4 separate regions of the Homo sapiens genome follow, and all the other regions are linked to region 4. Evidence: read pairs that join two places in POLR2A ChIA-PET (ENCODE). Cell type or tissue: HepG2. All regions are shown on one strand. Each heading gives the region's core, and the rest is flanking DNA. Links, peaks and the distances in the headings are about the cores only. Region 1 overlaps CCDC57 (coiled-coil domain containing 57). Region 2 overlaps ANAPC11 (anaphase promoting complex subunit 11). Region 3 holds the start of MAFG (MAF bZIP transcription factor G). Region 4 overlaps ASPSCR1 (ASPSCR1 tether for SLC2A4, UBX domain containing).

Region 1 (7,290 bases), core at 1,719-5,718, 110 kb before region 4:
GGTCAGGTGCTCTCTCAGCACAACTCCAGGACCCGGGCAAGCCATGACACTCATCTCACTAGGAGGCAGAGCGCCAGAGCGGCCGCAGGTCACTCGTCTCTGCCACTTGCTCTCCGAGTGCTCCAGAGTCAAGGACTGCGGCCTGGCCAAGGGGACAGTGGCCTGTGGCCTCTGACTCTGAGCTTGGAGAAGGCTTGCTGCTCCAACATCACGTGGACAGAGGCAAGGAGGCACGTGGGATTGGGAATGGGGATAGAGACCAGCCTGCCCCAGGAGCAGGTGGGTCCACCAGAAATGCTCATGCATTTGCTGACCAGGACTTCCATCCTGAGGTGTGTGCAGAGTGATCCAAAGCCCCCTCGTCCGTGCCGTGACTCTGGGCCCTGGAGCCCACCCCCTTTCTTTAGAAAAGCCTGTTCTGTAGGCATCTGTCCTGAGAGCACCCGATGGCACTGTAGGATGCTGAGAGCAGCTGAGGCAGGAGGGCCGGCGGCTGTTCCCTCCCAGAGTCCCATCTCAGGTGGACGCCGGTCCACGACTTCCAGCCCAAGGGCTAATGTGTCTTCTCCAGTCCACGTGGCAGGTGTTGCCAGGGGAGCGGGCAGTGCAGCTGTTGGACAGCAGGGGGTGTTTCTTCAACCCAGGCTGCCCTCCTTCTCCTGTCACAACAGGGCCCCATTCATTCTGGAACCTGCAGACCAACTCCATCCGCCCATCCTCACAGTGTGCCGAGCGCCAGGTCCAGAAGCACGCACCTACCTGGGGGCCTCTTCCTCCTTTCTGGCGGGGGTCCGCTTTGGCCCCTGATGCTAACCTCGCCCCGTGTGCCGTGCAGCTGGAGTCAAACGGAGGCGCAGAGACGCCATGGAGGGTGACAAGCCACACAGCAGGGTTCGAGGCAGCCACTCCCCACTCCCCACTCCCGCGGCATCTGTGCCCCACCCGGGTGCCAAGCCACTGTGCCATGCATCCCCCCACCCCCAACCTGCTGCAGGTGTGTGGGCCTTTGCCTCTTTTCCCAGGGGAACCAAAAACCCTGGGATCCAGAGGGTCATTGCCCAGATCTCTGGAGAGCAACTCCAGGGGCCTGGTCTCCAGGGGAGAAGAGGGAGTGGGGAGAGGCCTTTGGCCAGGCATGTGGCCCTCAGTGTCCTGAGCAGGTCGGGCAGCTGATAAGTGTGTGGCTGGCGTAGCTCCTGCAGAGCCAGGCTCCCTGGAGGAGCGTGTGGCCTCCTTCCCAGCTGTCCGCCCTCCTGCCAAGACATGCAGGGAGCAGCCCTGAGACACGGGTCTCAGGCAAAGTGAGTGGCAGGCAGTGCTGTTCCCCGGGGACATGGCGGTGACCTGCTGGTCTATGGCCCTGAGATGCTAGGGTGCCCACCTGGAGCTGTAAGCTGGCCTGGCAGACCTGGGAAGGCCCCATGGGCCCCTTTTGAAAGTTCCCTTTTCATGAATTTTACCCAGAATCTCCCCTGCACACTGGCCCCTGCTGCTTTTTGCTGTCCCCAGACAGTGCCAACAGAGACCACGAGTCGTCTAAACACCAGCCCAGGCACTCAGCACTCAGTGCAGAGTCCTGGCCCAAGGGGCATGAGGCCAGCATTCCTCACTTTAGGACCAGGAAACAGTTCCCATGCCTCCGAAACAGCGGAGACAGCTGCCACTTCCTGTCGCCCCAGCTCAGCCGCTGCCTGTCACTTTCCTTCCGGGGCCTCAGGGCGTTCTCCTGCGTTTACTCTTCTGAAAGGCAGGAGAAGGGTGGGGTGTGGAGATACCCAGAGGCTGTCCAGCTCTCAGGCCACTGCCTGGCCCTGGCTCTCACCGTCTCAGCCTCCTAGTGGCCTCCTCGGCACCCACCAGCCTGCAGCCACCTGTGCTTGGGGTTCTTGGCACCTCCCCTTCCTGTGGGCTGAGCTCAGATGGGCTCTGGTCGGGAGCCGGCCCAGGAGGAAGGCCATGCGTCTCTGGGTCTCTTCTCGCCCAAGTGAGGCCTGTGTGCCCGCCTTCCGTGATGCAGCCTCCGGTAGGGACAGACCCACGTCTCTCAAAGCCTTATGCCCACGATGTGTTTCCCTTGAATTCCCTTCCTTGGGGCTCCAGCTTGCACCCCACTACTAGGTGACTCCTCTCAAGGGCTGGGATGGGGCCCACATTGGGCAACACTGACAGGCTGTAGCAGACAGGCCTGGGCAGGCTCAGCAGCAGCAGGGGACCTGCCAGTGCCGTTGGGGGAGTAGCCACAGGCGCCCAGAGGAGGTGCTGGCATGAAACAAGGGGTCAGCCTGTGGTCGGCGCCCAGGCCCCCGAGGGCCCACCTCTCCTCTGCTCCAAAGGCCAGCAGGCGGGGCCTGAAGGATCTGGGGTTTCCTGCTGGCCCTGCCTCACCAGGCTGAGTGATGGGTGGCAGGACTGCCCAGAGCCCTGGAGCATGCAATGTCCAGTACCCTCCCCTCTTGTGCATCTGCCCAGTGGGGGCTCCAGGCTCCATGTGCCAGTGAGGTGGGGAAGGCAGCTGGACATAGCAGGCCCGGAGTGTCCCCCTGTGGAGGGACCGTGGGAACCAGATCACGTGGGCCTCCCTCCCCCTGTACCCCATTGCTCTCCTGTTGTCACACTCAGTCCCACAAAGGCAGCCCCGGGGCCACGGTGACCCCCCAGGGCTGAGCTCCAGGAGCTCAGGGGTGGGGGTGTCCATTAGGAGACTTTAGCAGGTGAGGGTTGACGCAGGCTGGGGAGACACGGGTGGGCGTGGCCTGTGAGCCTCCCAGGCGTGGGGACCCTGGAAAGGTGCACGCAGCTTCTGGAGATTCGGGGTGGGGGGAGTCAAGTCACATTCACTGTCACCGTCTGCACTAAAGGCCTGGGTGCCGTGCTGACAGTGGTGGGAAAAGCCTTGTTCCCAAGAGACTTGGAAATAACTAGATGCATTTGAGAAGGGTTGATCTTGGGTGCGTGAGGACCCCTGTGGCAGCCAGAGGGGGTTCAGCAGAACAAGGGCCCTTGACACAGCAGGGGTGAACCACACAGAGCAGCGGAGGCCACAGGGAGACGGAAGGGCCTCTGTGCCACAGAATGGACTTGAGGCCTGAGCTGCCATCAGGGCCAGGCCCTCCCCAGCCCCAAGGCAGGCTCTGGAGAACCAGGGAAGGCGTGGGCTCACCGTCTGGCCCTTCCCAAAGCCCTAGGAAGCCACGTAGGTGTGCCCAGGGGCACCCAGAGAGCCCGGAGCAGCCTGGAGAATGAGCCACCAGAGGCCAACTTGGTCAAGAGCTGAGCTGAGGCTCAGGTGCAGGAGAAGAAACTCACAGGGTGGCCAGAAAGCTGGGGACCAGCTCCGTCCTCTTTGTGCTCAGAGTTCTCATGCCCCCAGGCTGAGACGGGAGTGAGGGCCGCACCTTCCCTGCAATAGGACAGGCTATGTCCTCCCTGAGATTCCACCAGCTTCAAACCTCCAAGCCGGGCTTGGTGGCCCACACCTGTAATCCCAGCACTTTGGGAGGCCGAGGTGGGTGGATCACGAGGTCAGGAGATCGAGACCATCCTGGTTAACATGGTGAAACCCCGTCTCTATTAAAAATACAAAAAACTTAGCGGGGCGTGGTGGCGGGCGCCTGTAGTCCCATCTACTCGGGAGGCTGAGGCAGGAGAATGGCGTGAACCCGGGAGGCGGAGCTTGCAGTGAGCTGAGATCACGCCACTGCACTCCAGCCTGGGCGACAGAGTGAGACTCCGTCTCAAAAATAAAAATAAAAATTTAAAAAACCCTCCAAGTATGGTGCAGCCGCCTGAGGGGACGGAGCCCAGCCTGGGTGGCCCTGCCTCAGCACACACCAGGACCTGGGAGGGGTTAAGCCTGGGAGGGGCAAGCAGGCCCCAGTCCCCCTCCCCTGGTTAATCACTGCAAGGCCTTGGATGTTTCAGGAACTTTCCAGAAGCTCAGTTCGGGGCCAGAGCACAAGCAGCCCGTGGGGGAGGGGTGCAGGACCCAAGAGGCGCGTTCCTCACGCTGTGCCCGGCAAACTGTGTGTCCACATGGTTTCCCTGCGGCCCAGTCAGCCCAACGCAGAAAGAGAAATCCCGGCCAGGCTCGGCAAAACAGGTCAGGCGAGAAGGCGGGGCAGAGAGTGGTGGAGGCCAAGAGCGTTTTTACACACCAGTTACTGGGTTGACCTCAGATTAGCATCAGGTAGAAGAATCCGGGGTCACAGGGAGTCACGCCTGGGGCAGCCGCCTTGACACATCCAGCTCCGTGCCTCTGACCTAGGACTGGCTGGGCTGGGGCTGTCCGCTGCCCTGGGGTCCTGGGCTCATGGCCAGTTCCCTGCCACCATCACTGAGGAGGGCTCCGCAGGAAAAGGACCAGTGAAGAAACCAGAGCCTGTAAAGTGGATATTCTGAGCTAGGGGCCGGCCTGCCCTGGGGAGGGGGCCAGCTCACCCTCCCTGCCCCTCCCTGCCCCTCCCTGCCCCGGGGACTGTGACCCACTCACACCTCCCTGCTTCGCCCCGGGATACAGCCAGGGTCCTCCCAGCAGGGCCAGCTCAGGCCTCCCAGGCAAAGGGGCAGGCCCTTCACCCCCCTCCCTCAGCTCACTTTTTCTGAAAATCCCCACAGGCTTTGTCTGAGGAGGATCAAGCCGGGCAAAGCCCCCAGAATCCCTGAGCATTACAGAGGGACAACCAAGGCCTCTGGGTTTGAGGAGATGCCTCAGGGTCACAGTGGAGCACTAGGGCCTGGTCAGAGGACCAGCTTCCCCGCAGGAAGCCCTTTCCACGGGATACCCCACCCTCTGCCAGCCAGTGTGGGGGGTGGGGGGAGGGAGTGGGGATGGGGGCGTTGGCCGGGACCAGGAGGTCAGGCAGGCTTATTGTTGAGAGATAAAGGGTGGTAGCCTTTGTGTGAAGAGGAGGAATTCCTCTGGGGGTTGGAAACAAAGGGAGCAGGCAGCGTCCAGGGCCCCCCAGGACCCCAGCAGGGGGCCAGGGACTGTGTGACCCCAACGGGGCTGCAGGAAAAGGAAGACTGGTTCCGGGTGTCTTGAGACCCCAAGAGTGGATCGGAGTGGAAGAAGCTGAGATGGGAAGAGGGGCCCAGGGCCAGGGCTGGGAGTGTGTGGCTGCCCCCATGGGCACTGCGCAGCCCAGCTGAGAGTGCGTCATTGCCGGTGTCCCCAAAGCACAGACGCTTCCCAGTCACCCAGGCTGCACGCAGACCACACAGGCTGGGCTCCAGCAGGAGGCGTTGGCCGCCCGCTGACCTGCCTGGGTCAGCCTGTCCAGACTGCCCACTGGGCCACATTCAGCCACGTGCTGGAGTCCTCTAGACCTCACCCCAGCCACAGTGTGGCCACGCAGTGGACGCTGAGCTCACATCTTACTGTGGGGTTTTTTTTGTTTTTTTTTTTTTTGAGATAGAGTTTGCCCTTGTCCGCCCAGGCTGGAGTGCAGTGGCGCAATCTCGGCTCACTGCAACCTCTGCCTCCCGGGTTCAAGCGACTCCGCTGCCTCAGCCTCCTAAGTAGCTGGGATTACAGGTGCCCGCCACCGTGCCCGGCTAATTTTTTGTATTTTTAGTAGAGACGGCGTTTCACCATTGTTGGCCAGGCTAGTCTTGAACTCCTGACATGAGGTGATCCACCCACCTCGGCCTCCCAAAGTGCTGGGATTACAGACGTGAGCCACCAAGCCCAGCCCTTGCATGGATTTTTAGTAACATTTTGCTGTTGTTTTACCAAAAAAAACCCCCACATTCTTAATTGAAAAAATGAAAAATAGAGAAAAACTGGCCAGATAAAGAAGATCACCTACAACACCCCTCTGCGAAGATGGTTTTAGCCGATGTTTAGGAAGGGCTATCTGGCATTTAGGCCCCAGCCTCTGTGTGTAGCGCACTCCTGGGCCCTTGGCCTGTGCCTGGCCACGTGGTGCCCACCAGCACGGCCTTTCCTTTGGCCTCAAAAGCCTGGCACTGCTGGCCCATCGGGGAGGCGGGGGCAGGCAATGTGTCTCAGATGGTAGGGACACCCGGGGCAGCCTGGGGGGAGGAGCTTTGAGTCAACCATTTACCCCAGCACCCCTGCCCCCTCCTGGGACCCATTACCACACAGCACCCCTGCCCCCTCCTGGGACCCATTACGAAATGGTCACAACAGGACCATTTTCAGAGCCACATGTCCAGGTGCCCAGTGGAGGGGCAGGCCCAGTCCCTGCCAAGCAGGACCCACTGAGCAAGGCGAGGCCACAGCTCTCTGGTCACTCCAGGATCCTTTGGCCTTCACGGACTCCTGGAGGAAAGCCAGGCCAAGGGTCACAGGGCCCCCGCTGGCCGGGAACACGGAAGTGCTGCACCTGTGCAGTGCCTGTGAGCACAGCCTCCTGCTCCCCCTGCCATCCTGATGCATGCTGTTTTTTCCTCTTTACCTGACAGAGCTCCCAGCTCCTCCAGCAGCCGACAGGAGGCCCGTCAAGATGCAGGCAGGCATTGCCACCCCAGGGATGAAGACAGCAGCCCAGGCAAAGGCCAAGACCACAGGAGCCTCCCGGTCTCATCCTGCAAAAGCTAAAGGCTGCCAGAGGCCCCCCAAGATCCGTAACTACAACATTATGGACTGACTTCCTCCCCCCACCCCGCCCCACTAAGGGGTGCTCGGGGCCTCCGCATGGTGCCTGTGCTTTCACCTACGTGTTGTGGGGGGGTGTGGGCACAGCGTGCAGGGTGGAGGCAGGGAGCTGCAGGGCAGGCTCCCAAATGCTGCTGAGGCGACCCTGCTGACTGAAGGCCTCCCTGAGCACAGGGCCCATTAAAACCAGGTTCCTCCCTGGGGCGTCTGCTTGGCCTTAGCGTTGTTTATCTGTCCTACTTGGGAAATGCAGTATCAAGTGCCTGTGCCAGAGCCTGGCCTGCCCGTGTCACCACCCACAGCCATCTGCACACCAGTGGTGTTGGGGACAGTGTGGCCTTCCTCAGAGCCTGGTAGCAGGTAGGGGGCAGATCAGAAAGCCCACCCACAAAGCAGGCGTCTCCTGAGAGTACCATGGGAGGGGCCCTCCCAGAAGGAGTGAGAGCCTTGGATCCCAGTGAACCGGGCCAAGGTGACCCCTGGAAGCCAGGTGGGCACCTGGGCCTCATGCAGGTTGGGGTGTGCATGTCAGGTGCTGGCAGGGTGGGGGCCAACCGGGGACAGCGGTCACTGCTGGGCCTTCCACGTCCACCCCCACGAAGGATAACAGCAAAATGTCCCTGCCACCTGAGTGCCCGGGGCCAGGTACCTGCAAGGATGAGAAACGCACA
Region 2 (7,290 bases), core at 1,678-5,677, 98 kb after region 4:
TGATCACGTGAGTCAATACTCCCAATAAACTCTTCATATATACTCTTCATATAGAGTCCTGTCTCTCTAGAGAACCCTGACACAGATTTCAGGTGAGGCCTGGTCTACTCCTCAGGTTGCTGTGAGGAAGGGTCAAGAGACACTGGGCACGGGTCACTGGCCCCATGAATGCCAAGGGCTCCCTAGGTTACTGGAGACACAGCCTGTGCTCTGTCCAGAAGCAGCCTGAGATGCCGGGGCTGCCACTCCCCCAGCGGCCCCTTCCCACCACGATTGTGGGGAGCAGAGGCACACAAAGGAGCCTCCCAGGGCCACCTTTCCCTAGGAAGGGAAGCCTCAGACGTGTGGACACACTTCCCAGTGTCAGGACACTGATCCCTACACTGTGGGAGGCCCAGCCCCGCTGCAGACAGTCCCAGTGAGAACAATGGACGCCCACTCAGAGATGGTGGCCTTCAGTCTGGAGGCGCCACAAGCAGTGGCCGCCAGCTTTGCACAGCCAGGGTCCCTCAGAGCCAGCCTGAGGGAGGGTCCCAGGGCCGCCGCCGGCAATCCAGCAGGCAAGAGCATGCCTGAAGAGCATGCCCCAGGCTCTACCGTCTGATCCTGCTCCTTCTCCTCCCAGTCATGACTCAGGGTTTGACGAGGGCCTTGGCGTTTCACGGAGATGTTTATTCATGAGAGTTTTCATATCAAAACACACCGAGACCACATCTATATGCCGAGAACACAGGCACCCAGAGGCCTCCAGCAAGATTTGAGTAGTTTAATGAGTTTTCACTTATTGGATAAAAGTGTCAACATAGTGATGGCAAAACAAACGCAGCTCCAGCCCTTGTTTCCACCTTGTTGCAGCTCAGGGGCGCTGTCCCCAGCAGCCATCGGCGCCAGCATGAGGAAGGAGTCTCAGGATGCCCCTCCAGCGAGAGCCAGGTCGGGCCTCACTCCTTGAACTTCCATTCCTGGCGGCACATGGGGCAGTGCTGCTGCACCTGCTGTGCGTGCAGCCACTTGAGGATGCAATGCATGTGGAAGCAGTGGGAGCACTGGCCCCACACCAGCGGGCAGTCGTCGCCGGGCACCTTGCCTACGGAGGGGAGGTGGGGAAAAGGACAGGCATGACCAGGCTGGACACAGAGCATGTGACAAGCCAGGCAGGGGTGCAGGTAGGGACCCTGGGCAGTGGCTCCAGCACTGCAGCCTCTCATGTTTCAGAGAAGCCGAAATCAGGAGTGTTACCCAATCGGTCTCCTGACCAGCCCGCCCCCAGGCGAAGACCAGCAATGACCAAGGGACACCGGACATGCGGCCTCCACCCGGGGCAACCGCAGCAGGCGCCTCCCCTCACCCAGGCTCATCATGCTCAGTGGGGAGCCCAGGGGCCTCTCTGAGGAGGTGGCGCTCTGGCCTAGCCCACCCTGTGTCCCCTGTGCTTGAGGCTGGGGAAAAAGGGCAATGTCTGACCTACAGGCCCTGGGCCCATCTGCAGACACTTGATCTGTGATGCCAAAAAGGTCACATGAATGGTCAAGGCACCAAGGAGACGTGCATCTGAGTAGTGAACTGGTCTCTTGATCAAGGGCAGGAGGGGTGGGGTCTGGGGACCTAGAAGACTCTTCCCTAGACATCAGGGATCCGGTGTGCTGCCCAGGCGTTGGGGAAGCTGTGTTGATGGGCACCTGTGGATGGGCCCTGCCTCCCAGGACAGGCACAGGCTGCGGGCACCAGCCCAAACACCTAGAAATGCTTTCTCCATGGAGAGGACCTGACACAGAGAGGGATGCTTGTATCAGCCATGATCAAGAGAAATGAGTGTCCCTGATCTCCAAGAGCCTGGAAACCCCTGAGGAACAGCTGCTGCCAACAGAGCACAGCAAGTCCCAGCCCCAGCCCCACGGCAGGGTCGGCCTGGCATTGTGGAGCTGGAGCTCGTGGCCACCCTCCTGTCCTGGCAGCGCCGGCCCCACGGCATGCCCACTCCCAGCCCTGGGAGGACCTGCCCGTGGGGGTTTCTGGCCTCAGCACAACTCTGCTTGATATCGGCCCTTTCAAATGAGAGCTGAAGCCTGCTAGCCCCCTGAGGAGAGGGGTCTGGGCCACTCTGAGTACTCGGGGGAGGCCTCGTTTAGTCAAAGGTGTCACTTCGTTCTAGTGCATTCCCCACCCGAAGCCGGCCTGGGGTGTCTGATGAGTCCGCAGATGCACTGAGGGTGACTCATTCCAGGACCTGCTGGTCTCCTGATTGCATTTTTTTAAATTAAAACTCCTCTCGGCAAAACTGCACTGCCACCAGAGTCCCCTGGGATGCGGGATGGACTCATTGTTTACCAGCCTCGGGCTCCCACGGTCTTTGTTGAATGAACTTAGTCACTCTGAATTTTTCACAGGAGTTCAATTTTAGCAAAAGAAACCTGGTGCTGCTTAGTATGGAAGCACATTGGACTCGTCAAACGCTTTGCGCGTTAACACTGACTCACTATGACTTAACCATCAGCAGGTCCAAAAATTAGACTCTCAACTCCTGAGTCTCTGCAGCCAACAGGCCCCATGTTAACAAAGCCTGAGCACACTGTGTCAGCGGAGACATGCTGAGTGTTCAGGGCAACACCCTCTGGATGCCCCATCACAGGCCCAGCTGGCATGCTGCAGGGCGGGCTCTGCAGGCTGCCTGTGGACCCACCACTGCAGTCACTTGGGGGCTACCTAGCACCACCTCTAATCCACAGGATTCACCACCCACATCTGGCCCACGGATGCAGCCAGACGAGGTGTGGACACATGGTTCGGAGGAATTTCAGAAGTTAAGCTGCTGCTCCAGAAGTCGAATGCCTGCCCTCAGGGCATCCCACGCACTCTTTGTTACATCCTTAAGAGCAATTTAAAAGAGATCAAATAAAACTGTGCCTTGTGAATTTAGTTATTAACCTAATTAGCTATTAACTACAAATCCAATCAGGTAGAGTCAATCAATAATTTCCTAAGATTACACCCTACCCGTTTGATTAAATGAGGATTAATTCCTGAGTGATGAGATTTCTATTTAGCTAGGGCCAATGTAAAAGTTAAGCCTAGAATAAAAAGTATTTGTACGGGCCAGGCGCCACACCTATAATCCCAGCACTTTGGGAGGCTGTGGCAGGACAGAGCCAAGAGTTTGAGACCAGCCTGGGAAACATAGTGAGACTCCATTTCCACAAAAAAAATTAAAAATTTATGTAGTTTTGTTCAGGCATGGTGGCTCACGTCTGTAATCCCAGCACTTTGGTATGCCAAGGCAGGCAGATCCCTTGAGCCCAGGAGTTCAAGACTAGCCTTGGCAACATAGCAAAACCCTGTCTCTACAAAAAATAAAAAAATAAAAAATTAGCCAGGCATTGTGGAGCATGCCTGTGGTCCCAGCTACTTGAGAGGTGGAGGTGGGAGGATCACTTGAGCTGAGGAATTGAAGGCTACAGTGAGCTATGATTTTGCCACACTGCACTGCCGCCTGGGTGACAGCAAGACCCTGTCTCAAAAAAAAAAAATTGTACTAAGATTCAGTCATCTCAATTTCACCTTAAGAAGCAAAGACAGGGGCGGGTGCAGTGGCTCACACCTGTAATCCTGGTACTTTGGGAGGCCGAGGTGGACGGATCACCTGAGGTCAGGAGTTTTAAGACCAGCCCGGCCAACATGGTGAAACCCTGTCTCTGCTAAAAATACAACAAGGGCTGGGCGCAGTGGCTCATGCCTGTAATCCCAGCACTTTGGGAGGCTGAGGTGGGCGGATCACGAGGTCAAGAGATCGAGACCATCCTGGCCAACATGGTGAAACCCCATTTCTGTTAAAACTACAAAAATTAGCTGGGCATGGCGGCGAGCGCCTGTAGTCCCAGCTATTCGGAAAGCTGAGGCAGGAGAATCACTTGAACTAGGGAGGCGGAAGTTGCAGTGAGCCAAGATCGTGCCACTGCACTCCAGCCCTGGTGACAGAGTGAGACTCTGTCTCGAAAATAAATAAATAAATAAAAATAAAAATACAACAAATTAGCTGGCTGTGGTGGTGCATGCCTGTAATCCCAGCTACTTGGGAGGCTGAGGCCGGAGAATCCTTTGAACTCAGAAGGGTGGGGGTTGCGGTGAGCTGAGATGGTGCCATTGCACTCCAGTCTGAGCAACAGGGCAAGACTCTATCTCAAAAAAAAAAAAAAAAAAAAAAAAAAAAAAAAGCAAAGGAGGCAGATGAGTGTGGTGGTATGCTACTTGGGAGGCTGAGACAGTAGGATGGCTGGAGCCCAGGAGTTCACGTCCAGCTTGGGCAACACAGTGAGACCCTGTCAATCAATATGGGCATGCACCTGGCCCTACAAAAATACGCCTGGTTACTTGGGGTAGTGAGTAGCTTCTCGGTCCTCCCCATTCCCCACTGTCCTCTCCATTCCCCACTGTCCTCTGGGGAGTTCTTCTTGTCCTCCCTGGGCAAAACCTTGACCCTTGCTTCTGCTTTACGCTCATTTCGGTCTCATGAAAAACCATTTCGCTGATGCAAAACTCTGCTTTCAACCTAAACATAATCAAACATTTCCACTTTTTTTCTTTTTTTTTGAGATGGAGTTTCACTCTTGTTGCCCAGGCTGGAGTGCAATGGTGCGATCTTGGCTCACCACAACATCTGCCTCCCAGGTTCAAGCGATTCTTTTGCCTCAGCCTCCTGAGTAGCTGGGATTACAGGCATGCACCACCATGCCCGGCTACTTTTTTGTATTTTTAGTAGAGACGGGATTTTACCATGTTGGCCAGGCTGGTCTCAAACTCCTGACCTCAGGTGATCCATCCACCTCGGCCTCCCAAAGTGCTGGGATTACAGGCACCTGCCACCATGCCCGGCTAATTTTTTTGGATTTTTAGTAGAGTCGGGGTTTTGCCATGTTGGCCAGGCTGGTCTCGAACACCTGGCCTGAAGCAATCCGCCTGCCTTGGCCTCCCAAAGTGGTGGGATTACAGGTGTGAGCCACTGCGCCTGGCCTATGCCATTCAATTTTGAGAATTTTCAAATAAAAAGTTTAAACTAATCTTTTTTTTGTTTGTTTTTTGAGATGGAGTCTTGCTCTTGGCTCACTGCAACCCCCGTCTCCCAGGCTCAAGAGATTCTCCTGCCTCAGCCTCCCCAGTAGCTGGGATTACAGGCACACGCCACACACCCAGCTAATTTTTGTATTTTTAGTAGAGATGGCGTTTCACTATGTTGGCCAGGATGGTCTCAATCTCCTGACCTTGAGATCCATCCACTTCAGCCTCCCACAGTGCTGGGATGACAAGTGTGGGCCACCACACCCTGCCTTGATCTCTTGACCCTGTGATCTGCCTACCTTGGCCTCCCACAGTGCTAGGATGACAGGTGTGAGCCACCGTGCCGGCCTCCATCTCTTGACCTTGTGATCCGCCCGCCTCGGCCTCCCACAGTGCTGGAATAACAGGCGTGGGCCGCCATGCCGGCCTCCATCTCTTGACCTTGTGATCTGCCCGCCCAGACTCTAATCTCTTTTTAATCCCACGTATTTCACAGCTGAGTTTCATCCTATGGAGTCTGTGACAGGATCTTTATATAAACATGGGTACCAACCACCTGGCTTTTTTTCTATCAACTTTTCTTCATGAGATGAAAATGAAAATGTTGGGGGGGGCACGGTGGTTCGCGCCTGTAATCCCATCCCTTTGGGAGGCTGAGGCGGGTGGATCACCTGAGGTTGACAGTTCGAGACCAGCCTAACATGGAGAAAGCCTGTCTCTACTAAAAAATACAAAATTAGCCGGGTGTAGTGGCACATGCCTGTGATCCCAGGTACTTGGAAGGCTGAGGCAGGAGAATCGCTTGAGCCCAGGAGGCGGAGGTTGCAGTGAGCCGAGATCGCGCCATTGCACTCCAGCCTGGGCAACAAGAGTGAAACTCCATCTCAAAAAAAAAAAAAAAAAAAAAGAAAAGAAAGAAAGAAAAGAAAATAAAAATGTGGGCCAGGCAAAGTGGCTCACACCTGTAATCCCAGCACTTTGGAAGGCTGAAGCGGGCAGGTCACCTGAGGTCAGGAGTTCAAGGCCAGCCTAGCCAACAAGGCAAAACCCCGTCTCTACTAAAAATAAAAAAATTAGCCCAGCATGGTGGCACATGCCTGTAATCCCAGCTGCTTGGAAGGCTGAGGCAGGAGAACCGTTTGAACCCGGGAGGCAGAGGTTGCGGCAAGCCGAGATCGCGCCATTGCACTCCAGCCTGGGAAACAAGATCGAAACTCGGTCTCAAAAAAAAAAAAAAAAAAAGAAAATGAAACTGGGTATTTCGTGCAGGTATTTAACAGGAGCTACTGAGGCTAGTCCAGCAGGCAGCAGACAGCACAGAGGGGACACTCACAGTCGGGGCCGCTCAGACAGCATGGAGGGGACACTCACAGTCAGGGCAGCATCCGTTAAATGCCATCCTGCAGATGCCACAGTTCTCATCGTTGGCCACCCAGAGCCAAGTGGCCACGCCGTTCCAGCACTTAATCTTCACCTTCATGGCAGCAGAGCCTGCGGCGGAGGGAACAGGACGACTGGCTAAATTGAGTCTGCAGAGCTAGAACGTTTAGGCACCAACACAGGTATAAGCCTGCCACAGTGCAGTCCCAGCTACTCAGGGGGCCAAGGCAGGAAGATCATACCGGCCCAGGAGTCCGAACCCAGCCTGGGAAACATCGTGAGCCCTGTTTCTATTTTATTTTACTTTTATTTTTATTAATTTTTTTTTTTTGAGACAGAGTCTCACTCTGTCACCCAGGCTGTAGTGCAGTGGCATGATCTCAGCTCATTTCTTGTGCTTCGGCCTCCTGAGTAGCTGAGGCTATAGGCACGTGACTCCACGCCCGACTAATTTTTGTATTTTTAGTAGTCGAGGTTTCACCATGTAGGCCAGGCTGGTCTTGAACTCCTGGCCTCAAGCGATCTGCCACTGCGGCCTCCCAAAGTGCTGGGATTACAGGCGTGAACCCCTATGCCCTGCTATGAGCCCCGTTTCTATTAAAACAAATAACAAGTAAAGGGCTCTGGGCCCAGAGGGTCAGGGCTGCAGGGGAGCTACGGGAGAACAGCAAGCCCCAGCAGCAATCCGCTTTGTGGCTCACACCTGTGATCCCAGCACTCTGGGAGGCCAACTCGGGAGGATCGCCTGAGCTCAGGAGTTTGAGACCAGCCTGTGTAACACAGTGAGACTGAGTCTCTACCAAAAAAAAAAAAAAAAAAAAAGGAAAAAAAAGAACTATCTGTGAGGTTTCTTTAGCCATC
Region 3 (7,290 bases), core at 1,892-5,891, 69 kb after region 4:
CCACGCCTCTTCAGTGCCCGGCTGACCCCTGTCCATGGTACTTGTGCAGGACAGGCTCAGACTCTGGAACCAGTGGGTCAGCAGCCCCTGGCCAGGCAGAGATGGGCAATGTCCACCCTGGGAGGGCCCTGCCTGGAGACCAGGGAGAGCAGGGCTGGACTGGACCCGTCTGGGTGTGGACGCTAGCACCTCCCTCCCGGCAGCATCTGGCTGAGATCTGCTGCTCTCAGGAGGAACCGATGGGGTCTTAAGGTCAGTCCCACAGAAGCTGCAGCCTGGGGCGGGAGGATGCCGGGGAAGTGCCTGCGGGGCTCAGTCCCACAGAAGGTGCAGCCTGGGGCGGGAGGATGCCGGGGAGGTGCCTGCGGGGCTCAGTCCCACAGAAGCTGCAGCCTGGGGCGGGAGGGTGCCCGGGAGGTGCCTGCGGGGGCCAGTCCCACAGAAGGTGCAGCCTGGGGCGGGAGGATGCCCGGGAGGTGCCTGCGGGAGGAGGCATCCAGCTGTGACGGGAAGTGAGCTCCTGGAGGTGCAGAGAAGTCCAAACAGGGAGCCAGGCCTCAAGGCCGCACTTAAAGCCGGTCGTGGAGATGAGTGTGCGGAGTGAGAGGGATGCTTGGAAACCTGTGGGCCTCTCTCGCAGTATCCCTCTCAGTACAGTAGCCTTTCGCGGTTCTGGTGGCCTCATGGTTTGGCCCAAGCATGGCTGCACCACTGTGTCCAGGGACAAGTGTCCTGGGCTCTCCGTGGGGAGCTGGCCAGGAGCCGCTGGGGAGGTGAGGAGATCTTCGTGCAGAGCCAGTGCCAGCCCTCACTGACCACGGAACACCTTCAGCTCTCTAGGAGGACAGGGAGACAGGTCCTAGGGGTTTGGCTTGGGCTGTTTCCACGTGGCACCTCCCCTCCCTCGATACTCTTTCTACAAGCCACCGTATGCTACTCTGCAGGTGCCTGGGACCCCACCCACCCCAAGAAGATTCTGGGGTGAGGGGCAGCAAAGGAGCCTGGGCAGCTCCCTGAGTGTCCTCCCCAGCCCGTCCTGCCCATCTCTATGACAGTGCCCAGGGAGGGGAGGACTGAGGCTCCTTCCCAGGAGAAGACAGCACCGCAGTGAGGACGATTCATAAATCCGTTCCAAATTCGCGCGGAGGTGCAAATGAGAGCGGGCTCGACCCTGTGAGGAGGAGTTGGGGTGTGGGAGTGAGTGGGGACAGCCTGGTGAGCGTCTGCCCGCGGGGTGGGGGCTGCCAGCCCCAGGGCCAATCACCCCTGGCTCCTGACGGCACCGTGGCTCCAGCTCCCGCTGTGTGGCACGGAGGGCGGGTCCTGAGGAGACTCGGGGGCCCGCCAGGTCCCCGCTGTGTGGACCTAGCCCTCACCGCCCAGCAATGCACGACTTCACCCTCCCGCGGAGCAGGATGCCCAGCGGCTCAGGGCGCCCTCCCCTCGCCAGCCCAGTGTGGTGTGGTAGGATGAGGACGCGAGCAGGGAGGAGAGGCAGGAGACGGAGCTGCACTCCTGGCCTCAGGGCCCCGTGTGCTGTTTTGTACACTAAGGTTGAGGCCTCGGAAGCCACGCCAGGACCATATCATGCCCCTAGAGCCTGTGAGACTCGGGCTGTGTCCAGAGCAGGGGGAGCAGGTCCCCGACGACTAAGGACACCACCGTAAGAACCACACGCAGCCCCACAGCGCACACGGCGACAACGTGCTGTGGGGCTCGGAGGAGTTCCTGGGGTCTGGCAGGGACAGGCGGAGGGACGCTTCTGAGCCTTACACCTCACGGCTTCGGGACTTTGGGGCCGGCCTGTTCATGGACGGAGCCCAGGAGGACCCCACAGCCCGTCCCCGCCCCTTCCTCCCCGCTCACCTGCTGGCGGGGCGGCCACCCTTCCCCTCCCAGGATTCACAGCTGCGAAGGGAAGAGGGTGGAGGAGAAAGTCCAGACACGGGATCCCCCGTTTATCTTCCTCCCGAGTCCTCGCCCCCTACCGCTGGGCATCTCCAACAAGCAGCGAAGTCTCCCCCGGGCGGAGCTCTGGGTACACGTGGCGCAGGAAGGGCCTGGGCAGCTCGGGGTCTGCTGCGCGGGCGGGGATCGCCCCTCGCTGCTGGGAGCTGCCAGGCCGTCCCCGCCCCGCGCCGCTCCGGGACCCCCGAGTTGGAATCGCGGGGCCCCGGCGGCGCCGTCCTGACGCAAGAGCGCCTCTGCCTGGCAGGGCCCAGGCCGGCACTCGAGGGGGCGCACGCAGAGCCTGCCCTAGGCTGAGCACTCGAGCTGGAAAACGCCGCCGGCGTCCGCGAGCTTGGACAGGGGCCCTGGACGGCGGGCGCAGGAGCCAGGCGAGGCAGGCTCCGGCTGCAGGACGCCGGGGGCTGGGGGTGGAGACCTGGCGCTTTGGCCGTGCGCCCAGGCCCGCCCGTGAGACCCCGCCAGGCGCTAGAGCAGCCAGTGTTGCCAGGGACGACGGCGCGCGGGTTGCGCATGCGCAGTTTGCCCTCCCGCCGCCGCGCCTTCCCCTTTAAGCGCCGGCCGGCCGCGTCGCCGCTTCATGAATGGAGCCCACGTGACCAAACATCATGTGACGTCTGTGGAGCGGCGGCGGCGGCGGCGGATCCCGAGCCTGGTCCGGCCCGGCCTTCCCAGTGCGCTCGGCCCGGCCCGCGCAGGCGGCGAGTCCTCCGAGCCCCGGGCCCGGACCCCTCGCGCCGGTCCCTGCCCCGCGCGGCCTCGGAGCGCGCGCGGCCCCGCCCCGCCCCGGCCTCGGCCCGCCGGGCCCGCAGTGTGGTGAGTGCGGCTGCGGCGGCGGGCCCGGGCGGTGGGGGCGGCGCGGCGGGGGCGGCGGGGGCCGAGGGGGCGCGCAGGCAGGGCTCCTCCCGGAGCTAGGCGGGCGGTTGGGGGCCCGGCGGCGGGGGCCGCTGGTTTCGGGTCTGCCGCGCACCCTGCTGGCGGCCCGTGCCTCGATTTCCCCAGCGGTCAGGAGCCAGCTCCTCCTGCCCCTGGCGCCCGGGTACTGGAGGTGGGCCGCGGGCGGCGGCGGACCCGCGGAGCCGGGCGAGTGCGGAGCGGACTCGGAGACCCGGGCGTCCTGGAGGGAGGGGCACTGGACGGCGGGAGGAAAGGGTGGGGTCGAGCGAGGCGCCCGGGGGTCCGCGCCAGGGCCCGGCGGCCCGGCCCGCAGCTGCTGATTCATCCGGTGGCCGCGTCAGCTCTCCCCGGCGCGGGGGTCCGCGGCGAGCCCGGGAGGAGGGGCGGCGATGGGGGTGCTGCGGGGAAGACCCTGCCCCTGGCTGGGGCTCGGGTTCCGTCAGTCGCGTGCCAGAGCCCGGAGGGAGACTTGCTGAGTCATCAGCGTGAGGTCACTCGGTGCTCAAGCTGATACCGGAGGGGATTCGAGCGAGGGGCCTCGGGGACTAAAAGGCCGCCAGCGGGAGGTGGGAGGGAGCCGTGGGGATGTGGGAGGGGGCCAGGCCCGGCGCCTTGGGGTGCCTGTTTAAGTGAGCGCCGAGCGATCCAGTTGAAGGCAGGGGTGCTTGAAGAGGAAGTGGGGGTGGCTCGCTGCAGGTGTTCTCCCGGGGTCAAAGGTGAAGCCCCGGGCGGTCCACCCCTTCCCAGGCGGCTCTTTTCCGGCAGCTGGTCCTGGTCCCAAGTCTGGAGCAGTTTTCCAAACTGGGAAATAGTTCCCTGAGTGAGGGAGGGGAGGAGCTTCGGTGGGCCGAGCTAGCCAAAGGGGAAGTCGGCTTTCCCTGGGACTGGCCTGGTTGGACAGCCCCTGGCCAGAGATCGAGGTCCTGGGAGAAAGAGGGGTGTGTGTACCAAGCCCTGGGTGACAGTGGGCTGGGCAGGGAGGAAGCAGGGGCAGCTCTACCAGGAAACGGCAAAGGGGAGGAAGCAGCCCAGCCTCTCTCCCCAGTTGGCCCTGGAGTCTGGGTTGAGACTGTAGGTGGTGGGAGCTTCAGGGTGCCTAGCCTTGGGGTGCAGCAGATGGGCTGGTGTGGATGGCACAGGGTGGCAGAACGCAGCACCCAGCCACCCTAAAGTTGTCGCTACCTGAAGTGGGGTCTCAGCGTTGTGTGAAGTTAGCAAAGGGAGTGGCCCTGTTGGGTGTCTGGCCTGGCAGCCCAGGACGCTTAGAAAGTGGCAGCTTGGGAGTGATGTGGCCAGAGCCACCTTTCCTTGGGTATGTGGAGATTCACGAAGGTTGACTTCCTTTGCCCAGGAGTTCATTTCATGGCTGGGTTAGGCTACTTTGTGGTTTGCCCTCAGGGATGCCCCCCGCCCCCCGCCACACACACACACACACACACACACACACACAGGTCCATTCTCAGTGAGCACCCCCCACACATACACACAGAACACAGGTCCACTCTCAGTGAGCCCCGGGGCTTATAGATTCCAGATGTTTCAATGTTTTAGCTGACCGTTGGCCTGGAGTTTGATGCCCTGGGAAAATTTTGGGGTCCTGGAGGGACATTTATGTACATCTTTTTTTTTTTTTTTTTTTGAGACGGAGTCTCACTCTTTTGCCCAGGCTGGAGTGCAGTGGCGCGATCTCAGCTCACTGCAAGCTCTGCCTCCCAGGTTCACGCCGTTCTCCTGCCTCAGCCTCCCGAGTAGCTGGGACTACAGGCGCCCACCACGACGCCCGGCTATTTTTTTGTATTTTTAGTAGAGACGGGGTTTCACCGTGTTAGCCAGGATGGTCTCGATCTCCTGACCTCGTAATCCACCCACCTCGGCCTCCCAAAGTGTTGGGATTACAGGTGTGAGCCACCGCGCGGCCCATTTATGTACATCTTCTCAGTCACTTATGCATCAGTGGAAACTAAGTTTTAGGTTCTGTTCAAAGAGTGACTTTCAGGAGCTGAGAGCTTATGGAGCAGAGGCCATGACTGCCGGGGAGTTTCGGCCGCTGGGCTTTGCAGCCAGGTGGGGCTGTCTGTGTTCAGGCACGGGAGTTTCTACTTTAGCCAAAGGAGACGGAGCTCCCAAATCTCCCTCCCTTTCCTGGCTCTCAGTGTGAATGGGTGGCCTAGGTACCCTCGCAGGTTGCGGAGCCGTGACCATCTGTGCCTCCTGCGTGAGGTGGGCTTATTAGCCTCTGGGAGCAGAGGGTGCATGACAGGCCCCAGCTCTGCCCAGCCTTGAGGGCTGGAGGAGGGCGGGGGCAGCTTCTCCTCAGTCCAGCTCCTGGGATCCCTGCATGGTCCCTCTCAGCCCAGGTCCAGAGGCCAGGCCAGGAGCCTGGAACGCACTGGCTGTGCTCAGGGCTGCCCCTCCCCCACCCCCCGGCGCACCTTTGATAGGAGGCGATGGCTTGCACTTGTGCTGAGTTCAGGCCTTCTGCGGAGGGCAAAATCTGTCGAGGAGGCACTTTTCCGTGTGATCTCTTCAGGAAGTCACCACTGTCATTGTGCTTAGCAGCAGGGGTGGGGGCGATGGGGGTGGGAGAAGCTGGTGCCAGGGCAGTGTCTCTGCACCCTGACTTGCACTCAAGGCTGGGGGGCCCCTCCATGCTTGGCTGAGGGCCTGTCTCCTGGGGCAGTGTTGTGCCGGACGTGTAGGAAAGGGCTCCTGTGGGCCTTCTGACCTCCAGCTCAGGTCTTCCCCATCCTTTATCTGGAAGAATCCAGTGGCTGGAGCCTCGGGACCTTGCCTCTGAGCTGGCTTGGCTGTGGGGAGGGGTCTCTGGCCTCCCCTCCCTGCTCTGTGCTTGCAGCCTCACCTCCTGGTCCCAGGCTGGGTGAGGTGGAGTCTTGAGCCTGGTGAGGATGTGTGCATCCGCCTGGCCACACTTCAGCTCCCCTGATGAGAGTAAGAAGCCCCCCAGCCCATAATTTCCTGAAGTGATCCTAGCTCCTCTGGAGGAGTCTCCCATCTGTCTGCATCAAACCTGGAAAGTGGGGGATGGAGCATGAGGCGGGGGTCCATGCCCAAGGGTCTGGTGGGAGCTGGGCTGAGCTGGGAATCCCAGAAACATCCTTAGCAAGAAAGTGAGAGCAGAGTGCTGGAGGGACCCCGAGTGGGGAAGAGTTGGTTGTTAAGTCCGGCCACCCCAGCACTTTTGTTTTTGCTCCCTGGCCCTGTGGGCACTCACCCGGGGCAGGGACCAGAGAGCAGGCTGCAGCTCGGAGGGGCTGACTCCGCCAGCCTTCACGTTGGGCAGGCCCGGGGTGGCTCACTGTGGGAGCCCTTGTGAAATACCCTGGATGGGGTGGGGCAGGGGCTGCTTCCTGCAACCCAAAGCCACAGGATGGTTACTCCATCAGTGGAGGAGGCCGACTGGGAGGTCTAGAGGGGCCTCGGGCCAGGCTCCTCCCAGCTGATGGCCTGCCACCTGGAAGGTGGGGGAACTCCCTGGTCAGTCCTGCCAACAGACCAGAGCTAGATGGACGGCCCACCCCCAGCTTTTCAAAGTTAGGAGGCTGGGAGACTCGGGGTTCCCTGTAGCCTCCTCTCTGGCCAGGTCCCCCGTGGGGCCCCTGTGCACCCAGGGAGCAGGGGGCTTTGTCCGAGGCCGGCTCAGGGGAGGTGGCTGTAGAAGGTAGGACCCTGGAAGATGCACACACAGGGTCACTGGCTGGCCCTCACCTGCTATTGGCCAGGCTGGGGGCTGCGGCTCTCGTGGGGCGCTGTTGGCTGGCGGGCCAGGGAGTGCGGGCGCGGCGGGGAGGCAGAGGCAATGTGCTGAGTCAGCGTGACTCGCCAGGAACAGCCGCGCTCTGGGCAGTGCCGGGGTTATTTTTAAAGCTCCCGGCTTCCTTCTAGGCCTGCCTCTCCCGCGTCTTATTCCTTCTAATCTCTCCCCTGCCCCTTGTCTTGCGCCTGCCTTCCTAACAGCCTTCAGTTCCCCTTCTCCCGTCAGACCTTCCTGACCTCCCACCTGGTTCTCTAGGGGCAGGGTGGACAGGAAGCAGCTCAGCCCAGCCTGGGAGAGGCCAAGGGCTGCCTCCTATCAGGTATTGGGGGCTGGGCACCTGGACAGCAGGCTGGGGCGGGCTGTGCGGCAAGGGCTCTTGTGAACTGGGCCGGGGGCGGGGGGGGGGGGGTGCGGCGAGGGTGGTCTCCAGGGTACTGACCTGCTCCGTGTCTTGCAGAGAGCGCCTGCTCGCTGTGCCCCCGGGTTATGACGACCCCCAATAAAGGAAACAAGGCCTTGAAGGTGAGTGGGCAGGGACAGGAGCCTGTGGGCTGGGGTCGGGGGGCACAGTGGGCGTGCCCGCTTGGCCTGTGACCACCTGCACTGTGCCCCAGGTGAAGCGGGAGCCGGGTGAGAATGGCACCAGCCTG
Region 4 (7,290 bases), core at 1,340-5,339:
AAGGGCCCAGTGCCCCAGTGGTGGGTGTAGTCTGCAGTGAGCAGTGGCCATAACCTTCGGAGAACTTCCAGAACCCAGAAAAGAGGGGCCACTGCCCAGCTCCCTTGTGAGCCAGGTGAAATTCGATTCCCAAACTGGATGAAGACAGAGCAAGGAAAAAAAGTCTGTCTCACTTATGAACACACATGCACAAGCCAATAAAATAAAGCATACGGTCATCTCCATTGATGCTGAAAACACTGAAACGGTTCAACACCCACTTAAGATTTTTTTAAATGTCAGAAAGTTAGGAATAGTAACTTTCTCTGCTTGATAAAGGCTTTTTATAGCACACATCATCCTTGGCAGAGAAATGACTAGTAATTCCTGTTACGATCAAGACAAGGAAGGATGTCTACTAAGATCGCCACGATCCAAAAGCACCAGAGGCCCATTCGCTGCAACACAGGAAGAAAAACGATGAGAGGACAAAGGGAAAGGTCTGCAGAGGCCCCGACAGAAACCAAGACGCCACTAGAACTAGCAAGGAGTCAGCCAGTCAAAGATGTAACAGGAAGCATGATACTATCCACAATATTATAAAAAGTAACTTTCAGGCCTGGTGAGGTGGCTCACAATTGTAATCCCAGCATTTTGGGTGGCTGAGATAAGAAGATCGCTTGAGCCCAGGAATTCGAGACCAGCCTGGGCAACAGAGAGAGACCTCGTCTTTATGAAAAATAAAAATAAAAATAAATTAGGCTGGGCGCGGTGGCTCAAGCCTGTAATCCCAGCACTTTGGGAGGCTGAGGCGGGCGGATCACCTGAGGTCAGGAGTTCGAGACCAGCCTGGCCAACATGGTGAAACCCCGTCTCTACTAAAAATACAAAAATTAGCTGGGCGTGGTGGCACACGCCTGTAGTCCCAGCTACTTGGGAGGCTGAGGCAGGAGAATCGCTTGAACCCGGGAGGTGGAGGTTACAGTGAGCCGAAAGTGCGCCACCACACTCCAGCCTGGGCGACAGAAGCAAAACTCCATCTCAAAAAAAAAAAAAAAGTGGGTGCCTCAGTAAAGGTGGTTTAAAACCAGAAAAAAGAGCTGGGCGCGGTGGCTCACGCCTGTAATCCCAGCACTTTGGGAGGCCGAGGTGGGTGGATCACAAGGTCAAGAGATTGAGACCATCCTGGACAACATGGTAAAACCCTGTCTCTACTAAAAATACAAAAAAATTAGCTGGGCTTGGTGGTGCGCGCTTGTAGTCCCAGCTACTCGGGAGGCTGAGGCAGGAGTAATCACTTGAACTTGGGTGGCAGAGGCTGCAGTGAGCCGAGATCGCGCCACTGTACGCCCACCTAGGGACACAGTGAGACTCTGTCTCAAAAAAAAAAAAAAAAAAACCCAGAAAAAAAAAAATCATTTGCCTGAGAAGCTAAGAACAAGCCCAGTGACCCTGCTCAGGTAGGAGGTGGGGCTTGATTCCAGACCAGATTGAAGACTGGCTGATGCGTTCACCAGCTCCCCCTTCCCTGGCCATAACCCGGAAGTTACCACCCCTTTTCTAGAGATTTCTGAATGCCCCACCCCTTAACGTGCATGTAGTTGAGTGGATGTAAATGTGACCACGGCCATGCCCTGAGCTGCTGCCCTCCATGCACCACCCCAGGGCGGCCCTGCTCTGTGCCACACATCACGGAGCCAACACGGAGCTGACACAGTTGCCGCCTTGTCATGGAGCCAACACGGCCTCATCCCGGAGCCCACACGGCCTCATCCCGGAGCGGACACGGCCTCATCCCGGAGCAGACACAGCCACCGTCTCAGTAAAGCTACTTTCTCTACCACCTGCTTACCCCTAAATTCCTTCCTGGGCGAAGTCAGAAGGCTCCTGTCCAGAGCCCCGCGTTTGGGTTCCTCTGCGCGTTTGGGTTCCTCTGCCCGCATCACGGCCACGCCACCAGGCTGACCAGCTAAAGCCACGCAGGGCTACACATCAGGAGAAAGGACACCCCCAAGTCCCAAGGCCTAGAGCCCCTTTTACCCGCTCCCGCTCCTGCTCCTGCTGGGGATCCCGCTCCCGCTCCTGCTCCTGCTCCTGCTGGGGATCCTGGCCCGACTTGGACTTCTTTGGCTTGGAGGGGCCTCCAGGGCTGGAGAGGGACTTCGGCAACTTAGCTGAAGATGATGTCAGAGGCCTCGTGGGCCCAGGAGGGCCCCCCAGTCTCTGTCCCCCACCCGAGAAAGGAACAAAGGGGGCAGCTGCGGGTGCCCTTGTGCTCTGCTTCTCCTGAGTGTGCTCGCAGCAGGGCCCTGAGGTGTCCGCGTCCTCCGGACGGCTCAAGTCGCCGCGGCTGAGCTCCCCAGATTCCAAGGGAAGTGGAGCGCTGGCGGCTGCCTGGCCAGCCGACGCTGACGAGCCCAGGCTTCCTGGGGTCTTGCCCACGGGGTCGTAGCACTTCATGACAAACCTGAGTGGGGCCAGAGGACAAGGGAAGCACCTTGTGGTGCCTACCCCCGGCTCACCCTCTCCCGGCCCAGGCTCACCCTCTCCCGCCCCCGGCTCACCCTCTCCCGCCCCCGGTTCACCCTCTCCTGCCCCATGCGCCCTCCCAAGATCCACCGCCCCTCTGGGGGACACAGAGATGAGGTCGGGGCAGCCCAGCCCCCACGCCCACAGGCAGGCAGAGGCCACCAGGCGCTCTCCATGATGAGGGCCTGGGTACACCTACTCCCCACTTGCCACGTGTCCTTTCTCCTTTCCTTTGAGACCACTTTTTTTTTTAGCTAAATAGACTCCTCGGCCCCAGCAGCACTGCCCTTACCTGATGGTGGCGCTGCCCCCGGTCAGGCCCAGCGACTGCAGCGTCGTGCCCCGCAGGGCAGCTTCACCCGTCACCTGCAGGAGGAGCAGCCAGGACAGGTGCGCCTTGCACCGGGACCCCAGAGCCCAGGGAAGCCCTCCGGGCACCGGCACCACCAGGACCACAGGCCACGTGCCCTCTCTGGCCTCCATCCTACCCACCCCCCACATCTGGCCCCTGCCGGTCCACACCCTCCACAAGGCCCAGCTTGAGTCTGGTCTGCAGCCGGGGCAGGACCTGCTGCCCATGCCTGACCGTGTCTCCCCCAGCCTGGTCTCCGCAGCTGGGACCCAAGCTCACTGAGGCCTGGGCTGGCAGAGCTGGGCTGCAAGGAGGAAGCCCTGGTGCCAGGACCCACTGCCCGGAGCGAGAGAGGCAGGAACGTGCTGTCACCCACGGGGGTGGCCATTCCTGGTGCTCAGCTCGGGGTGGGCAGGGATCGGGCCTGGCTGGCCACGTCCCATACGCTAACTCTGACCTGTGAGGAAGGGGTGGAGAAGCTGCCTCTAGCGAGGGCACAGTCAATGGCCCAGCACAAAAGCCAAAGGGTGTAAGGGTCCCTGAGGGCCACAGCCTCAGGACAGTGCTGGGCCTGGGTCCTGAGCCCCGTGGCTCATCCCCTCAAGGGAGGACGTAGACCTGAACCTCCCCGTCACAGCCCCAGCCAGGGAGCTTCCAAATGGGGATAAATGCGGGGAATGTCCTGGCCCCCCAGGGCCCCTCCGGGCCAGTGCCCCCCCACCCCAGCAAAGGGCACTCAGCCAGCGTGGAAACAAAAGGCCCCTGTGAGGCCAGGGACGAGCGCTAGGAGGGTCCCGCCACGGCGGGCTTTGCTTGCGCCACGCCACACTCGGTTTTGAAAATGATCAAAACACCGAGCAAAGCAAATATTTATTAAATGAAACCACTTTTGTGACTCTTGGGCTTTGAGAGAAGCTGAAAAAACAAACAGGGCGCCGAGGGAGGTTTCGGGGCAGCCCGGGCTCCGAGGGCCGGCCACTCCCTCTTTTTCCATGAAACACGTCGTGCTTTCAAGAGCCCGAGTCTCCCGCCACTGCCCTGGAGACGGCTGCGGGACAGCAGATTTTCCAGTTGGAAAGTGGGCTGAAAGTGAGCGGGGACTGGGTGAGCAAGAGCAGGCCGCCTACCTCATCCCTCGTGTACACGCAGACTGGGGTGGCCCCGCCGGGGTGCTGCAGGCACTCCCTGGGAGGAGAGGAAAGAAACCATCAGGTACCCCAGGGCAGCTCAACCAGTGCCACGGAGGCCCTGGGGCAGGAGACTCGGAAAGCAAAGGTGTGGGGCCCTCACCCAGCACCCACCCAGGACAGCGTCCCAGGCCCAGGCCCAGGCCACAGACCTCAGCCCCACTGCGCCCCACAACCACCAAAAGGAGGCACCTGACAGCCGGGGGCGCTCCCAAGGACCCTGGCCTGTGGTGCGTGGCCTGGGGGCTCCCCCCGAGACCTCCAGTCTCGGGGCCGCTGGCAGGACGTGGAGCTGCCGGCAGGGCCCAGGGACCGCACAGGAGGGGCGAGCAGCACTGGCTCCGGAATGCGGCTCACGGACACCTGTACTCAGGAGCCTGAGAGTCAGGGTACCGACGTCTGGGCTTTCATCTTAAGCCGCCCACTAAGAGGAGGTGCCCCTGTCTCCACCGCCTGATGTCCTCCTTCAAAGCCGACGCCTGATGTCACCGAAGCATGGAGGGAGGGGCGCTGCACTCCGCTCACGCCCGCTTGCCTGTGGCCGGGGAGGCCGTGCTTATAAGTCCATGTCGGACTCTGCCACCAGTGTCTTTCTGAGCCTCGCCCCGCAGGAGGCACAGCTGGACCCGTGCATGGGTGGGCAGGTATATGCAGCACGCCTCCCACACATGCCTGATGTGCATGGCAGCCCGGGAGACGGGCACATGCCGTCACATCCAGCCCCAGAGCATGTGAACTGCTGGTGGCACCTGCTGCATGAGGCGGGCTTGCCTCTGCGTTTCCAACTCCCCACCGTGAAATCCTCCCCACTGAGAAAAACAAAAGCCCTTCTCAGGCCTTCCTTGCAGATGCCCCTCATCAGTCCCTCTCCAGGGAGGGGAATCCGAGAGGAGGGGGCAGATGGCCAGAGCCTAGGCAAAGGGGAGGCCAGGGCCGGCCTCAGGTCATGCAGGTGCCCTGCCAGGCCCTATGGCCAGTGTGCCTTGCAAGGGCTCAGGTGGGACAGGAAGACACAGGCTGAGCTGGTGACCAGAACACAGGGGATAAAGATTAGGTAACAGCTGGGCTGGAAACTGCTTGCAGCAACCCTCCGGGATGGGGGGTACTGGGAGGGTCAGAGGGCAGGGTGCTGCAGTGTCCAGGTCGAGACATACGTGCACATCCATGCACAGAGCGGGATGCTGGGACAGGAACTCTCGGCCTCCGCCTGAACCCACCTGTGTGCTTACAGGGCCGCAGGGGTCCACTGTGCACTCACCGTGCCCCGACCCTGGGATCTGCTGACCTACTTGAAAGAGCAGGACTCAGCCGGGCGCGGTGGCTCACGCCTGTAATCCCAGCACTTTGGGAGGCCGAGATGGGCGGATCACGAGGTCAGGAGATCGAGACCATCCTGGCTAACACAATGAAACCCCGTCTCTACTAAAAATACAAAAAATTAGCCAGGCGTGGTGGCGGGCGCCTGTGGTCCCAGCTACTCGGGAGGCTGAGGCAGGAGAATGGCGTGAACCCAGGAGGTGGAGCTTGCAGTGAGCCGAGATCGCGCCACTGCACTCCAGCCTGGGCGACAGAGCGAGACTCCGTCTCAAACACAAACAAAACAAAACAAAACAAAAAAAAGGGCAGGACTTGCCTCCCTGAAATGAGAACAGACCAAGCAGAAAAGCCCAAGGTGCCACACCCAGGACAGGCCCAGCCCCGACACCTGGGGACTCGGCCACGTGTGTGGGTTTGACGTGTTTTCTTTTGTTTCGTGGCCTTTATTTTTCACGTCCTCAATCCTGGGGGAGGGGCATCCCTTTCCCACCCAGGCCCCGACTCTGACAGCCTGGTCTGGCTGCAGAGGCCCCACAGGGTCGTGGACTTAGCCCCATGGTCTCCCTGGGTCCACTGCCTACAGGGGAGCCCCTTCCCCAAGGGCCTCTAGCCTGTGGAGCACGTGCGCACCACACACACGGCGGGTGTCCTCTGCGCACAGGCTGGGACACACTCCCTAAGCTCCCGTCCCACAGAGCAGCCAACAAAGGGCCTTGGATTTGCCTTCCCTCCAAATGGCTGGAGACTCGGCCCAGAGGCCCCGAGACGCAGGGCTCAGGAAAACACAAGGCCTCAAAATGCGCCGGAGCAGAACCCGGACAGAGGCAGAGAGAGGCCTCAAGGAAGCACAGCCCCCAGGGCCAGGAAGGGGGACAGGGAGGGCCCAGGGTCCCCGCTCCCCAGCATGACACAGATGGCCAGGGGTCCGGAGATGGTCATGAGGCCACTTCTCTACGGCTGGGGAGGCCTGGGCTGAGGGGTGGCCAGAGTCCCAACTCACAGTCCTTCCCCGGCACTGACCGCCAGCTTGGGGACCTCAAATCACAAACAGGGACAGAGCACAGCAGCGTGACATCAAACGCCAGCCCGGCTTTGATGTGCGGCTCCTCCAGAGGGATCAGATTCCCTCCCTCATGCGGGATCTCAGGGAGGGGTGGTGGGCAATCGGTTCCAGACCTTCTACGCCGGCCCAGTGTGCAGGACGCCAGGGCCCGGGGGAAATTCCAGCGCCCGAGGAGACACAGCCCCTACTCCCCCTCCCCCACGCAGACCTCTGCAAGTCCCAATGTCCGCAGGGGCAAGACCCAGGGCCTCCCGGGGACCCCAGGCCAGGCCAAGCCACCAGACACCATGCTCCGAAGCCAGAAATGCAAGAAGTGCTTTGGGGCGCTTCCGCGGGTGCCTGCTCGCAGCAGGGTACTGGCACACTCTCACACACTCTCCAGCCAGCAGAGCTCCCCACCCGGCCAGGGCCAGAAGCCAGCGGGACGGCCAGGAGGGCAGACACGCCTCTGCTGCTGGCTTCGAGGGCATATTCTTTATGCACCACAAACCCCGCCCCGCTGGGGCCCCGCTCCGGCAAGGCGCGGCTGTGTGCTGGGGACAAGGCAGTGAGTCTAGAGCTCTCTGTGTTCATGTCCTGTCTGGGTATGACAAAGCCGGGCGCAAACACAGGTGCTGACGAGAGCCCAGGCAGCAGCATGCGCCCTGCCGGGAACAGAAGCTGTGGCTGCAGGCCAGGAGCCACTGGGCTCAGGGAGGCCCGCAGAGGGCATCACCCACCACATGACAGCCCAGCCGCCAAGCGGCTAGACAGAGCCTGGGAGAGCCTGGGGCAGGCTCCGGCCTTCTCAACCCAGCCAGGTCCAGACAGGGATGGACAAGGATGGACAGGGATGGACAGGAATGGACAAGGACGGACAGGGA

The links. ChIA-PET counts read pairs that join two places held together with the same protein. Peaks named below come from ENCODE experiments on the same cell type or tissue, not always from the same donor. Only the 100,000 strongest peaks of a DNase experiment are listed, where the experiment ranks them.
Region 1: POLR2A ChIA-PET joins it to region 4 with 10 read pairs; 7 of 35 experiments call an interaction of 5 or more read pairs at or near these places.
Region 2: POLR2A ChIA-PET joins it to region 4 with 17 read pairs; 6 of 35 experiments call an interaction of 5 or more read pairs at or near these places.
Region 3: POLR2A ChIA-PET joins it to region 4 with 30 read pairs; 9 of 35 experiments call an interaction of 5 or more read pairs at or near these places.

What each region holds. Positions count from the first base shown.
Region 1 is chr17:82,101,003-82,108,292 of GRCh38, reverse strand. It overlaps CCDC57 (coiled-coil domain containing 57), which reads left to right. Exons shown (of 19, transcript NM_001394669.1): 19 at 6,427-6,823. The coding sequence ends at 6,611. Among named protein-coding and RNA genes, the nearest start is that of FASN, 6.4 kb to the right of the region's middle. RefSeq lists enhancers at 1-772, 1,902-2,231, 2,272-2,321, 2,603-3,516, 3,517-4,430 and 1 more. In HepG2, for the core only: CTCF peaks have their summits at 1,839 (motif pointing left) and 5,246 (motif pointing right); DNase peaks (open chromatin) are centred at 1,812, 4,122, 4,604 and 5,272; H3K4me3 peaks cover 2,436 bases.
Region 2 is chr17:81,893,717-81,901,006 of GRCh38, reverse strand. ANAPC11 (anaphase promoting complex subunit 11) reads right to left here. Exons shown (of 4, transcript NM_001002248.3): 3 at 6,421-6,540; 4 at 752-1,087. The coding sequence starts at 6,529. The coding sequence ends at 942. PCYT2 (phosphate cytidylyltransferase 2, ethanolamine) reads left to right here. Exons shown (of 13, transcript NM_002861.5): 13 at 1-49. Among named protein-coding and RNA genes, the nearest start is that of NPB, 4.9 kb to the left of the region's middle. In HepG2, for the core only: no CTCF peak of the experiment used is centred there; no DNase peak of the experiment used is centred there.
Region 3 is chr17:81,923,022-81,930,311 of GRCh38, reverse strand. It overlaps MAFG (MAF bZIP transcription factor G), which reads left to right and starts at 2,577. Exons shown (of 3, transcript NM_002359.4): 1 at 2,577-2,784; 2 at 7,098-7,162; 3 at 7,255-7,290. The coding sequence starts at 7,127. MAFG-AS1 (MAFG antisense RNA 1) reads right to left here. Exons shown (of 3, transcript NR_186500.1): 1 at 7,080-7,290; 2 at 6,098-6,233; 3 at 5,801-5,893. It overlaps MILIP (MYC inducible lncRNA inactivating p53), which reads right to left and starts at 2,483. Exons shown (of 2, transcript NR_015454.1): 1 at 1,867-2,483; 2 at 1-836. RefSeq lists silencers at 1,984-2,503, 2,654-2,743, 3,124-3,173 and enhancers at 3,954-4,043, 4,551-5,506, 6,204-7,290. In HepG2, for the core only: a CTCF peak has its summit at 2,226; DNase peaks (open chromatin) are centred at 1,951, 2,501, 3,701 and 5,271; H3K4me3 peaks cover 2,441 bases.
Region 4 is chr17:81,991,576-81,998,865 of GRCh38, reverse strand. It overlaps ASPSCR1 (ASPSCR1 tether for SLC2A4, UBX domain containing), which reads right to left. Exons shown (of 16, transcript NM_024083.4): 5 at 3,988-4,045; 6 at 2,801-2,874; 7 at 2,020-2,446. Among named protein-coding and RNA genes, the nearest start is that of ASPSCR1, 18 kb to the right of the region's middle. RefSeq lists enhancers at 4,136-4,843, 6,972-7,290. In HepG2, for the core only: CTCF peaks have their summits at 2,835 (motif pointing right) and 4,515; DNase peaks (open chromatin) are centred at 1,515, 2,805, 3,725, 4,525 and 1 weaker place; H3K4me3 peaks cover 2,441 bases.